2 separate regions of the Homo sapiens genome follow, and region 1 is linked to region 2. Evidence: chromatin contacts called from ENCODE Hi-C or POLR2A ChIA-PET data. All regions are on one chromosome and are shown on one strand. The core of a region is the stretch at or near the end of the contact, and the rest is flanking DNA. Distances in the headings are between cores, read along the strand shown.

Evidence for each region. A loop is a pair of places that touch in the nucleus more often than their neighbours do. ChIA-PET counts read pairs that join two places held with the same protein, here RNA polymerase II (POLR2A). Pooled maps may share reads with other maps.
Region 1: a pooled map shows a loop between it and region 2 (3-fold over the local background). The contact joins the enhancer-like site here to the promoter of DUS3L in region 2. A Hi-C loop is called at or near these places in 5 of 50 pooled maps. POLR2A ChIA-PET finds 5 or more read pairs at or near these places in 2 of 52 experiments (Caco-2 and activated CD4-positive, alpha-beta T cell).

The regions. Positions count from the first base shown.
Region 1 is chr19:5,581,380-5,587,614 of GRCh38, forward strand. SAFB2 (scaffold attachment factor B2) reads right to left here. Exons shown (of 21, transcript NM_014649.3): 21 at 5,620-6,020. The coding sequence ends at 5,864. Among named protein-coding and RNA genes, the nearest start is that of TINCR, 17 kb to the left of the region's middle. RefSeq lists enhancers at 4,460-4,519, 4,499-4,793, 4,539-4,833, 4,688-5,680. Within about 2 kb of position 4,617, at least 14 of the 41 ENCODE cell types and tissues checked have a DNase peak (open chromatin) inside an H3K27ac peak, as active enhancers do.
Region 2 is chr19:5,788,774-5,794,540 of GRCh38, forward strand. DUS3L (dihydrouridine synthase 3 like) reads right to left here and starts at 2,390. Exons shown (of 13, transcript NM_020175.3): 1 at 2,271-2,390; 2 at 1,274-1,562; 3 at 434-946. The coding sequence starts at 2,368. RefSeq lists an enhancer at 2,113-2,572.

The DNA of each region.
Region 1 (6,235 bases), core at 3,367-5,866, 210 kb before region 2:
GCTGGTCTCAAACTCCTGAGCTCAGGTGATCCACCCGCCTCACCCTCCCAAAGTGCTGGGATTACAGGCATGAGCCACCGCGCCCGGCCAAAACCTGTATTTTAAAAGGCTGTGCACTGGGGAGATGCAGATGCCTGCCCCAACGATGCTTATGTGGTGGAGAGTGCCGACAATAAACAATGCTTTAGCGAGTGGTCAGAGCCACGAGGACAGGCAGGTGTGACAAGGCAGAGGGTGATGAGGCGCTGCTGATCCAGTGGTCAGAGGAGACCTCTTGCAGGGGGCAGAATTTGAAGGGGCTGGGCATGTGTGGCTGGTCTCCTCAGTCACAGCCAGTGCCACGCTGTTCTTTTTTGAGACAGCCCTGTCGCCCAGGCTGGAGTGCAGTGGTGTGATCACAGCTCACTGCAGCCTCTGCCTCCTGAGCCCAAGTGATCCTCCCTCCTCAGCCTCGTGGGTAGCTGGGACTACAGGTGTACACCAGCAGCCCAGCCAATTTTATTTTTTTGTACAGATGGGGTCTTGCTACATTACCCACACTGCTCTCAAACTCCTGGGCTCCAGTGATCCTCCCACCTCAGCCTCCCAAAGTGCTGGGATTACAGGCATGAGCCACCGGGCCCTGGTTCACAGACCACCCAGGAAGCTCTCCCAGGAGGGCAATGTCTCGGGTCCTCAGTACCTTATGCTCCACTGAACCCGGCAGCTGCTGTGTCAATATTTGCAGGTGGAGGCAAACACAGGGCAGCTGCATCTCACGAGGATTTGAGGAGTACGGAGAAGCGGCTCTTGGTGCTCCCGGGAGTAATTTAGGGGCAGTTTCTGGCCCAGTATTGCTGTCTCTGGAAGCACTGTAGGACATGTAGAGTTATCCTTGGGGTCAACTCTAAAGGCCAAGCGCATGTGCAAAATTATGTACACACTCACGTACGCAGCTTGCTCACTGGTGCCCCAAACACCTATCCCTTCACCACCGTGTGACCGCGGCACGGGGTGCCCTGACAACCGGGGAGGCTGAGGAGAAGGGACCTCGGGCTGCAGCCTCAGCTCCATGGCTCGCTACCTCTGGGCGGGTCTCAGCCTCCCTCGGGCTCAGAACCTTCTTCTGCGCTTGACTTTCCCAGGAATTGACTCCAGTTTCCCAGGGAGCTGCACTGGGCTATGTCTGGGTTTGGTGATGTTGTGTGGCGTCCGTAGGTGTCCTCATATAAATTGGTGGCTGGCCAGGGGGACTAGAGATGTCTAACTTGCTTGACTGGTAAGCACATCAGGTGCTTCCCAAAGTGGATTCTGTTGTACACCAGGGTGACGGACAAGGATGCCCACGTCCTAATCCCTGGGACCTATGAACACATTGGTCTCCAAGACAAAGGGACCTTGCAGATGTGATTAAGGTGAAGGAATTCGTGGCTGGGTGTGGTGGCTCATGCCTGTCATCCCAGCACTTTGGGAAGCCAAGGCAGGAGAATCACCCGAGGCCACGAGTTTGAGACCAGCTTGGCCAACATGGGGAAACCCCATCTCTACTAAAAATACAAAAACTAGCCAGGCATGGTGGCAGGTACCTGTAATCCCAGCTACTTGGGAGGCTGAAGCAGGAGAATCGCTTGAACCCGGGAAGCGGAGGTTGCAGTGAGCCAAGATTGTGCCACTGCACTCCAGCCTGGGCAACACGGCACGGCTTCATCTCAAAAAACAAAGAGAAAAGCTCTCCTAGTCCACCCAGCTGACCAAAGAAATGGCTGAAGGGCTGAGGTCTGAACCCACCCAGCAGTGAGAGCAGAATCCGAACCCTGATTTGTCACCATCGTATGACCAGGTAGGAACAGCCTCACCTCTCCCGTGGGTCACTGGGACTCAAGGAAGCCCTGCCCCTCAATCCGGCAAACCTGTTAAAAGGCACGGCATCCCCGTTAAACGTCGACTTTATGGTTGTTGGGTTTTTTTGGAATCAAAAGGCCCTGTTCTAACTTTGCCTTTGAAATTATGTGACTAGGAGTCATGCATGCAATTTGAGACTGGCAATCATCGTGGAGGCTTGGGAGTTCCTTGGGAATAAGAAAATCTAACCTAGGAGCTGTTTTGAAATGTAATGAAATCTTTATGAATACAAAATTTAGCAATTGGTGAAGTTGACACATTTTGTAGCTGTGGAGACATTTCGTAAGGTCTTAATTCTACTTTTTCTTTCTTTTTTTTTTTTTTTTGAGATGGAGTTTCGCTCTTTCACCCGGGACTAGAGTGAAGTGGCGCGATCTCGGCTCACTGCAACCTCCGCCCCCCAGGGTTCAAGAAGTCTCCTGCCTCAGCCTCTCGAGTAGCTGGGATTACAGGCACCCACCACCATGCCTGGCTAATATTTGTATTTTTAGTAGAAATGGGGGTTTCCCCATGTTGGCCAGGCTGGTCTCGAACTCCTGACCACAGGTGACCTACCCGCCTCAGCCTCCAGAAGTGCTGGGATTCGAGGCATGAGCCACCGCGCCAGGCCATAAGGTCTTAATTCTGATTCTGCTGTTTTCTTTCTGTATGGCTGGAGCTGGTCATTTCCTCACCGGGACCCCCTCCAGACCTCTGGCATTGCATTTCGCCAGGGCCCCTGTGAAACATGAGCACCCGAGGCTCTATTCCTGTAGGGCTCCCCAGGGCCTGCCAACATGTATTAAGCATTTACTGTATGCCAAGCTTTTTATGTGGATTAACTAATCTTTGTAAAGATCCCATATGGCAACTACAATGATTACTCCCTCCTTCCAGTTAAAGCAGCTAAAGCAGACAGTAATGACCTGCCCGTGGGCAGGCAGGTAGTGAGAAGGCTGGGTGCCAGGCAGTTGGCTCCTAAACTTGCTCTCAAGAAGCTCCCTGTTTCTGCCCCAGTGGCTCTCATTCCCGTGATGCCCCCACAGCTCCCCCTCCCCTTTAAAAATGTCTTTAAAACGATGGGAAATGATACATAACAAAATTCACCACCAAATGGTATACCAAGGCCAGGCATGGTGGCTCATGCCTGTAGACCTAGCAACTTGGGAGGCCAAGGTGGGAGGATGGCTTGAGCTCTGGAGTTCGAGGCTGCAGTGAGCTATGATCGCGCCACTGCATTCCAGCCTGGGAGACACAGCGAGACCCTGTCTCGTAAAAAAGGGGAATTGGAATCTTCATATAGTGCTAGTAGGAATGTATAATGGTACCACCACTGTGGAAAAGTCTGGCTATACTTCCAGAAATAAAACACAGGGAGTTACAAAGTCAGCATAGGACCCAGCAATCCCAGTCCCAGGTATATACACAGGAGAATGGAAAACAGGTGTTCAAACACATACATATCCATAAATGCTCACGGCAGCGTGATTCACACACAACTGCCCAAAGGGGGGAACCACCCACACGTCCATCAGCATCTCCTTTTCATAACACGTATTTTGTTCCACCCACCTTTTCTCTCTTGAAATAAAAGTTGAGTTAATATAACGTACCTATGCTCAATTATTAAAGAAACAGGCCAGGCGCGGTGGCTCACGCCTGTAATCCCAGCACTTTGGGAGGCCGAGGTGGGCGGATCACTTGAGGTCAGGAGTTCGAGACCAGCCTGGCCAACATGGTGGAACCCCGTCTCTACTAAAAATACAAAAATTAGCTGGGCGTGGTGGCAGGCACCTGTAATCCCAGCTACTTGGGAGGCTGAGGCAGGAGAATCGTTTGAACCTGGGAAGCGGAGGCTGCAGTGAGCCCAGATCCTCGCCACTGCACTCCAGCAGTGACAGAGTGAGACTGTCTCCAAAAAAAAAAAAAAAAAAAAAGGAGGGGGGGGGGAACCAGGACACAAACACGCTTGCAGGAAGAAGGCCACATGATGAGGATGGAGGCCGAGACTGGGCAATGTTTTTACAAACCAAGGAATGCCCAGAGGTGCTCGGCAGCTGTCAGAAGCCAGGAGGCTCAGGACGGAGCCTGGGAAGGACACAGCCCTGCCCACACCCAGATCTCAGACTCCTGGCCTCAAGAACTGAGAGCCAATGAGCTTCCTTAGGCAGTCTATGGTGCTTTGTGACAGCCGTCCTGGTAACTCGAGTGCTTTGTTTCTGCGTGGAACAGAGCTGGTTCCAGGCCCGGCTCGTTGGAAAGGGCAGGGCTCTTCTGCCCCCATAGGATGTCCAGTGGGACTGGTTCCCTTTCCAGCTCCCATAGAGCAGCCTGGCAGTGGTTGAGCCCCTGCTTCATAGTTCAGGAGGCCACACCCACCTCCAGGAAGGGGTGCTCCGTGACATCTGAGACACCGAGGTCTGAAAACAGGGCCTGCTCCCAATCCCAGGCTGCCTCCTCAACGCAGGCTAAGCCTGCCTTTTATTGCCCAACAGGGAAGCTCTCAACCCCAATTTCTAGACTCTGGCTCGTCGGGGAGACAGGCAAGCCGCGAAGACCCCATGTGCAACACAGAGGCGGCGTGGCGCCCAGTCCACCTGCCACTGGAAAATGACTCCAGAAGCCGCCACCGTGGGGGAGGCTCCGGAATGCGTTCACGGCAGCTCAGGCCCAGACAGGACGCCGAGGGCCAGGGCCAACCTGCCTTTCATGCTCTGGTGTCTGTGGCAAGCTGGGCTGGATTTTAACATGGCTTTTTAAAAACTTAACTTCCCAGCGGGGGCGGGGGGAACTCCAGCAGAACCGGCAGTTGGAGGAGGGGCCTGCGGGTGGCTGTCCTAGATACGGAGGGGAGGAAAAGAGGTCCCCAGCAGGTGGCCCTGCCAGTTAACTCTCACCACACCACACCGGGCTGGGCTGCCCCTCCCGCCGAGAGGGCACTAGGCCAACCCCATGCACCATCCTCTGCCCCAAGATGCCTGCAGCCCCTACCCCTGGCCAGCACCAGCTCCGCTCATGCACCAGCAGTTCTGAACAGAACAGCTGTGCCTCACAGTGGCCGGCCCCTGGAGGGCCCTGGCACGGAGGGCTGCGCGCATGGGCCGGCAGCCTGCGGGCTACCCCGGCCAGCGAAGTGCCTCATCTGGCACAGTCTTTAAGGAAGAAAATGGGCATCACACTCAAATGCACTTTTGCAGACAAATGGACATTTCCAGAAGAACGGAGGGACCAGTTCTACCACGTGGGCCCATCACCGAGTCAGCGCCATCCCACTCCTAACCAGCTGCTGGCAGCAGACACTGAGCAGGACACACTTGGCAGCCAGGGGAGGGGCGGGCCCACCACACACGGACCCTCCCTGACAGAGCCCACCACACACCAGCATGGGACACAGCCCCAGACTGAGGTGGCAGGGGGAGGGCTCCCCAGGGCCTGGCACGCCCTCACCACTACCCACGCAGAGACAGGCTCGGGGTAAAGGGATTGGTCTGAGGGCCCTATGGTGCACAGCACCCCCTGAAGAATTCCTAGTTCCCATGGGCTGACTCCCCAGCCTCAGTTTCATCCCATGATGGGAACCCGGACAGCCCACTTCCTGAGGTGGTTATGACAACTCAGCAGGATGATGCAGGCAAAAGACTTTGGCAGCACCTGGCAGAGCCAACAGTCACCATGTGGTCACACCACTGCGCCCAGGGTTGGTCCCATCCCGAGCTCTACGGCCACCAGGACTCACGCATGTGCACGCGCACGCAAGACTGCGAATGGTAAACTTTATTAATGGAAAATGGAATGCCTCGTTAACAGAAACCTTGATTTAAAAATGGCAGAACAAGAACACATTTATTTAAAAAAAAAAAAAAAGTGAGTTCACATTGTATTGAGCTACAACATGGTGGCAGGATTTACTTTGCTTTTAAAAAGATCCCCCAAGTTCGAGGGAACCCTGGCTACCAGATTCAACAGTGCGTCTGCCCACCCGAAAACTCGCAGCGAGTGGGACTTAGTAGCGGCGGGTGAAGTGGGGGTACGGGGGGGGATGAGGGTGTGGGTGAGGGACTCTGCTGCCCCGGTCCTGGCTGGCCACTCCGCCACCTTCCAGTCCGCCACCTGGCACCACGTGGCCCTGGGAATGTCCACCTTGTGCAAAGCCGCCTCGCCTAGGAACAAAGTCAGACAATTTTTTTCCCCTTGAAGTGCTCAGCGTTTTCATCGTAACATGGGTTCAGTAACGGTCCCGCAGCCTTTAGAGCGCTTGGGTTTTTTTTCCAGGTGAGAAAAATCATCATCGCACATTGTATTCCAGGTAACTCAAGAGCGTTATTTGCATAAATTGCAAAGAGCTGCTTTTTGCTTTGTTTTCATAACATCCAAC
Region 2 (5,767 bases), core at 1,140-3,639:
TTGGCTCACTGCAACATCCGCCTCCTGGGTTCAAGTGATTCTCCTGCCTCAGCCTCCTGAGTGGCTGGAATTACAGGTGCCCGCCACCAGGCCCGGCTAATTTTTGTATTTTTAGTAGAGATAGGGTTTCACCATGATGGCTAGGCTGGTTTTGAACTCCCGACTTCAAATGATCTGCCTGCCTCAGCCTCCCAAAGTGCTGGGATTACAGGCGTGAGCCACCGCCCCCGGCCCTGTCCAGCTCTTTCTGTCCCCACCTCCTGAGGGCTGGGCCCAGGACAGAGCACAGAGAGGGAGACTCAGCCAGGAGCTCCCTCAAGGCACACAGCCTCTGACTCCCAGGCAGCTAGAACAGGAACGTGGACACAGCTGGTATTTAATAGACGCACACCAGATGGACAGATCTGCTACTGACGTTGTCCTCAACACGTACCCGCTTCTTCTCACAGGGCCGCAGCCTGACCACGTCCTCATCCGTCAGGGGCCCGCAGGTCCGCACGGGGCTGCTGGGAGGGGTGCTAGTGCCCGGCCCTGCGGGGACCTGCTGGGCACCACAGTTTTCCTGCCTGGGAGCGCCCTCGGCTGCCGTGCCCTCGGGGACAGCGGCAGCGGGTGTGGGGCCCTGGCTGAACCGGCGCAGGGCCTGCTCAGCTCGCTCGAAGCGGACCTCGCGCTTCCGCAGCTGCTGCTGCAGGGCTTTGTCCAGGCCGTTGCGGATGGACGGGGGCTGGGTCCCGCGGGCCGCCAACTCCTCCTGCACCAGGTTCTGTCCCTCGGGCCTCAGGTGGGCCCCAGCGAAGCGGCAGGTCACGCCGTAGGGGCACCGGCCGAAGGTCTCGAAGAGCACGCAGCGGGGGCCCAGGTCGGCCGGCTTGGTCTCCAGGTAGCGCCCCACGTCGTGCAGAAAGCGGCAGCGATCACCGAAGAAACACTTAGCAGCCGACTCCTGCGAGGAAACAGGGAAGCAGTGAGGGAGGACAGGGAGACCCCGGGGCAGCCCAGCAGCCAGGGTTCAAACTCTAGATCACCCCTCCTGGCTCTTGTGTCCCTGAGCAAGTCAGGCACCTCACCGTGCCTCTGCATCTCCATTTATACAATGAGAACAATGACAAGCCCTACAATGTATCCCGAGGAGAATGAAGACGGAATGGCATCAGAGCAAGCTCACTGCTCGTTGCTGAAGGCCCAGGAGCTTTCTAACAATTACCCGCTGCCAGGAAACACACCCTGCTCCTGCCTGCCCCGGCAGGAATGCTCACGTGGCCGCACTTGCCTGGATTAGGGAGGGACACAGCCTGTTCTTGTCGTAGTTCGTGGGCTTCACATGGGGCCGGCCCTTGTTTTGTCCCCGGGCCCTCTTCTGAGTCTGTAGCTGCTCCCCGGGCTCTGCTGCCTCCTCCGTCTGCCCGTCCGCCGTCTGTCCATCCTCCAGTCGGATCCGCTTAGCCTCAGGCTCAGCCAGCTCATTGCCAGCAGGGTCTCCTACCTCGGTTTCCCGGCAAGTCTTCTCCTGCCCTTTGGCTTCCAGGAATTGGTGAAACTGCTCCTTGGTGGTGAGGTATCTGCCGACAGAAAGGGAAAGGAAAACCCTCCGAACATAGTCAATAAACACTGGGGAAAGGAGGCTAGAAACACTTGCACGTCCTTAAATCCTTCTGCTGATGGGGAGCTCACTACTTAAGAACCAGCCAGCTCCCAGCCTGGGAGCCCCTCACGGCCTCAAAAAAGACCTATTTTGTCCCTGGGTCCTCACTGTCCAAAGTGTTGCGCGAAACTATTATCAGGTTCAGTCAAGAACGTCCCTGCGCACGTTAGGCTGCGAAAAACTACAATTCCCAGCATGCCTTGAAGCGGAGTCTAAGCCACCACATTTCCCAGCACGCCTTTCGGCCCTTCAAACACCGCAGGCCCCAGCACGCCCCGCGGCACTCGCTTCAACCCCAAGACCCGCCAGTAACGGCCGCTGGCAGAGCACATGCGCCGTACGTCCATATGCAGGGACTACAATCCCCAGTATGCAGCGCGGGCCTGGCCTCAAATCCCACCTGCCCTAGCATGCACGTGGTGTCCTTCGCGCATGTGACAGGCCCCAACGTGCACGATCTCAGGTACCTCCGCTGACCACCCTGCAGGCGGAAGAACGGCCCGGAATGAAGAGCCGGTGGCTTCTCGCCCTCAGCCGCTGCCTAATCTCCCGGCATGCACAGCTCGGACCGCGCTATGGGTGCCGGAAAAGGCCCTTCAGCTTCCCTCCTGCCCCGGCGACTCACTGACGCTTAATGGGCGCCACTCCTCGTTCCAAAGCTCCGGCTCCCGAGTCGCCACCACCACCATTCTCTAGAGGAGCCTCCGCCGTTCCCTCCGCCATCGGCGCCCCTCACATCCGCTCTGGAGTGTGGCGGGAAGACCTTCCGGGTCACGCGTGTCTTCCCTGATTGTGCTGGGGAAGTGCGCATGCTCATGTCGTTCCAATGACGCCATTGCTCGCTCGTGACGCCACGGGGGCGGTGCCTGCACATGGGTGGAGCCTCAGGTCCTATATAAACTAGAGCCTGGCCAATTGCGAACTGGACTGCAATCAGCTTCTGGACTGAGGAAATTTAACTGTTAGGGTGTTTTGGAGGTTTTTGTCTTTGTTGTTCTGTTGAAACGGTTTCGTTCTGTCGCCCAGGCTGGAGTGCAGCGGTACGATCACGACTCACCGCAGCCTCGTCCTGGGCTCAAGCTATCCTCCCACCTCAGCCTCCCAAGTAGCTGCGTCTACAGACATGCACCAATAGGCCTGGATAATTTTTAAATTTTTTGTAGAGACGAGGTCTTGCCAGGTTGCCCAGGCTGATCTTGAACTCTTGGGCTCAAGCGATTCTCCCACTTTGGCCTCCCAAGCATTGGGATTACAGGCGTGAGCCATGGTTCCCGGCCCCTGCTAGGGTTTTTAAAAATGTAAATTAGGGGTCGGGAGCGGTGGCTCACGCCTGTAATCCCAGCACTTTGGGAAGCCGAAGCGGGCGGATCACTTGAGGTCAGCAGTTTGAGACCAGCCTGGCCAACATGGTGAAACCCCGTCTCCACTAAAAATATAAAAAATTAGCTGGGCGTTGTGGCACATACCTGTAATCCCAGCTACTTGGGAGGCTGAGGCAGGAGAATCGCTTGAACCCGGGAGGTGGAGGTTGCAGTGAGCTGAGATCACGCCATTGCACTCCAGCCTGAGGGACAGAGCGAGACTGTCTCTAAATAAATAAATAAATAAGGCCGGGTGTGGTGGCTCACGCCTGTAATCCCAGCACTTTGGGAGGCCGAGGTGGGCACGTCAGGAGTTCGAGACCAGCCTGGCCAACATGGCGAAACCCCGTCTCTACTAAAAATACAAAAATTAGCCAGGCATGGTGATGGGCGCCTGTAATCCCAGCTACTCAGGAGGCTGACGCAGGAGAATCGCTTGAACCTGGGAGGCGGAGGTTACGGTGAGCCGAGATCGGCCGTTTCACTCCAGCCTGGGCGACAGAGCAAGACTCCATCTCAAAAAAAAAAAAAAAAAGTAAATTACACTACTTTTATGCAGGACATTAGTTTCAACAAATAATTAGTTGAGCATCTGTATGCCAGATGCTGTGCTAGATGCTGGGGGCGTGGTAGTAAACAAAACGGAGAAATCATTACCTTTAAGAGCTAACTTGGGAGTCGGAAACACAGACGAAAAACATAATACTCCTCGGAATTTTGGAGATTGGTTCCAAGACCGCATATACCAAAATCCGCGTATACTCGTCCCCCAGTTGCCCAACAGAATCCCTGTATAGGAAAAATCCGCCCTTTGTATCCGCAGGTTTCCCATCCTGCCTCCGCATTTGGTAGGGGTTAAAGAACCCGCGGATACGGATGGCCAACTGTATTTTATTTTTCGAAGGCCACTTATAAGTGGATGGATGCAATTCAAACCCGCGTTGTTCGCGGGTCAACTGTACATAAGTAAATTAAACCGTAAGTGAGTAGGTAATAAAGCAGTAAGGTGGATTGGGAATGCCACCCTTGGCTGTTGGAATTTTTTTCTTTTTTTTTTTTTTAAGAGGAAGTCTCGCTCTGTCACCCAGGCTGCAGTGCAGTGGCGCGATCTCGGCTCACTGCAACCTCCACCTTTCCGGTTCAAGCGATTCTCCTTTCTCTGCCTCCCAGGTAGCTGGGATTACAGACGCCCACTACTATGCCTGGCTAAATTTTGTATTTTTAGTACAGATGGGGTTTCATCATGTTGGCCAGGCTGGTCTTAAACTCCTGGCCTCAAGTGATCCACCTGCCTTGAGTGTGAGTCACCGCACCCAGCCACATTTTAATTGTTTTTGAGAGACAGAGTTTATTTATTTATTTAAATTTATTTATTTACTTATTTATTTTTAAAAATAGACTTATTTATTTATTTTTTGAGACAGAATCTTGCTCTGTTGCCCAGGCTGGAGTACAGTGGCGCAATTATAGCTCACTGCTGCAGTTGCAGTTGTTAACAGGCTGGCAAGGGAAGGCTTCCTGGGGAAGGTCATGTTTGAGAGTATTTGGAAGAGCTGTGGGAGAGAGTTGTAGGGATATCAGAGGGAAAAGTGTCCCAGGTGGAGGCAACAGCCAGTGCAAAGGCCCTGAGGCAGGAGGAAACGTCCTGGCATGTTGGAGGAACATTGAGGAGGCCCATGTGGTTGGAGCAGAGAGTCCAAGGAGGACAGAAGGAGGAGGCCAGGGGAGGGAGGTGAAAAGGTGCAGGTTTTGCAGGACCCAGTGCACTTTGAGAAGGACTTGGTCTTCTTCTACGTGAGTGAAATGAGAGCCACGGAAGGCTGTGCGCCAAGGAAAGCTGGATCTACTCAGCATTTCCCAGCGTCCCCACCAAGCCCTGCTGTGCCCCCTAAAACTCCCTATTCCTGGAGAAGCTTTGGTGTGCACAGGAAATTCAGGGTTCTGGACTCAGCCAAGTTTGAATCCCCGCCCCTCCACTTACCAGCTGGAAACATTGGGCATCTCATTTAGCCCCCTCATACCCCAGTCACCTCATCAATAAAATGGGCCAGATAAAAGTATCTCCCTTAGGCTGGGCGCGGTGGCTCACGCCTGTAATCCCAGCACTTTTGGAGGGCGAGGCGGGCGGATCACGAGGTCAAGAGATCGAGACCAGCCTGGCCAACATGGTGAAACCCCGTCTCTACTAAAAATACAAAAATTAGCTGGGTGTGGTGGCACACGCCTGTAATCCCAGCTACTTGTGAGGCTGAGGCAGGAGAATCGCTTGAACATGGGAGGTGGAGCTTGCAGTGAGCCAAGATCGCGCGACTGCACTCCAGCCTGGTGACAGAGAGAGACTCTGTCTCAAAAAAAAAAAAAAAAAAAGAAACAAAAACAGATGGGGAAACTGAGGCCCAAAGAGGGAAGGGATTTGCCCGAGGCCACAACAGGCTTGGAACCTGCTTTTACAGGACCTGGGAGAAAGTTGAGGGGAGAGCGGGCAGTTTGTCTTCCATCTCTGGCCTTGGCTGCCCTCTGTAGGACAACCTGGGAATAAAACGGTGGAACCCGGGAATCTAAAAGTGCAAAAGGCCGGGCACCTTGGCTTAATGCTGTAATCCTAGCCCTTTGGAGACAGGAGGATCGCTTGAGGCCAGCAGTTCCAGACCAGCAGCCTTGGCCACTTAGAGAGGAGACCCCTTCTCTGCAAAAAAAATGGAAAAACTAGCTGGGCAAGGTGGCATGCACCTGTGGATCTAGCTACTTGGGAGGCTGAGGC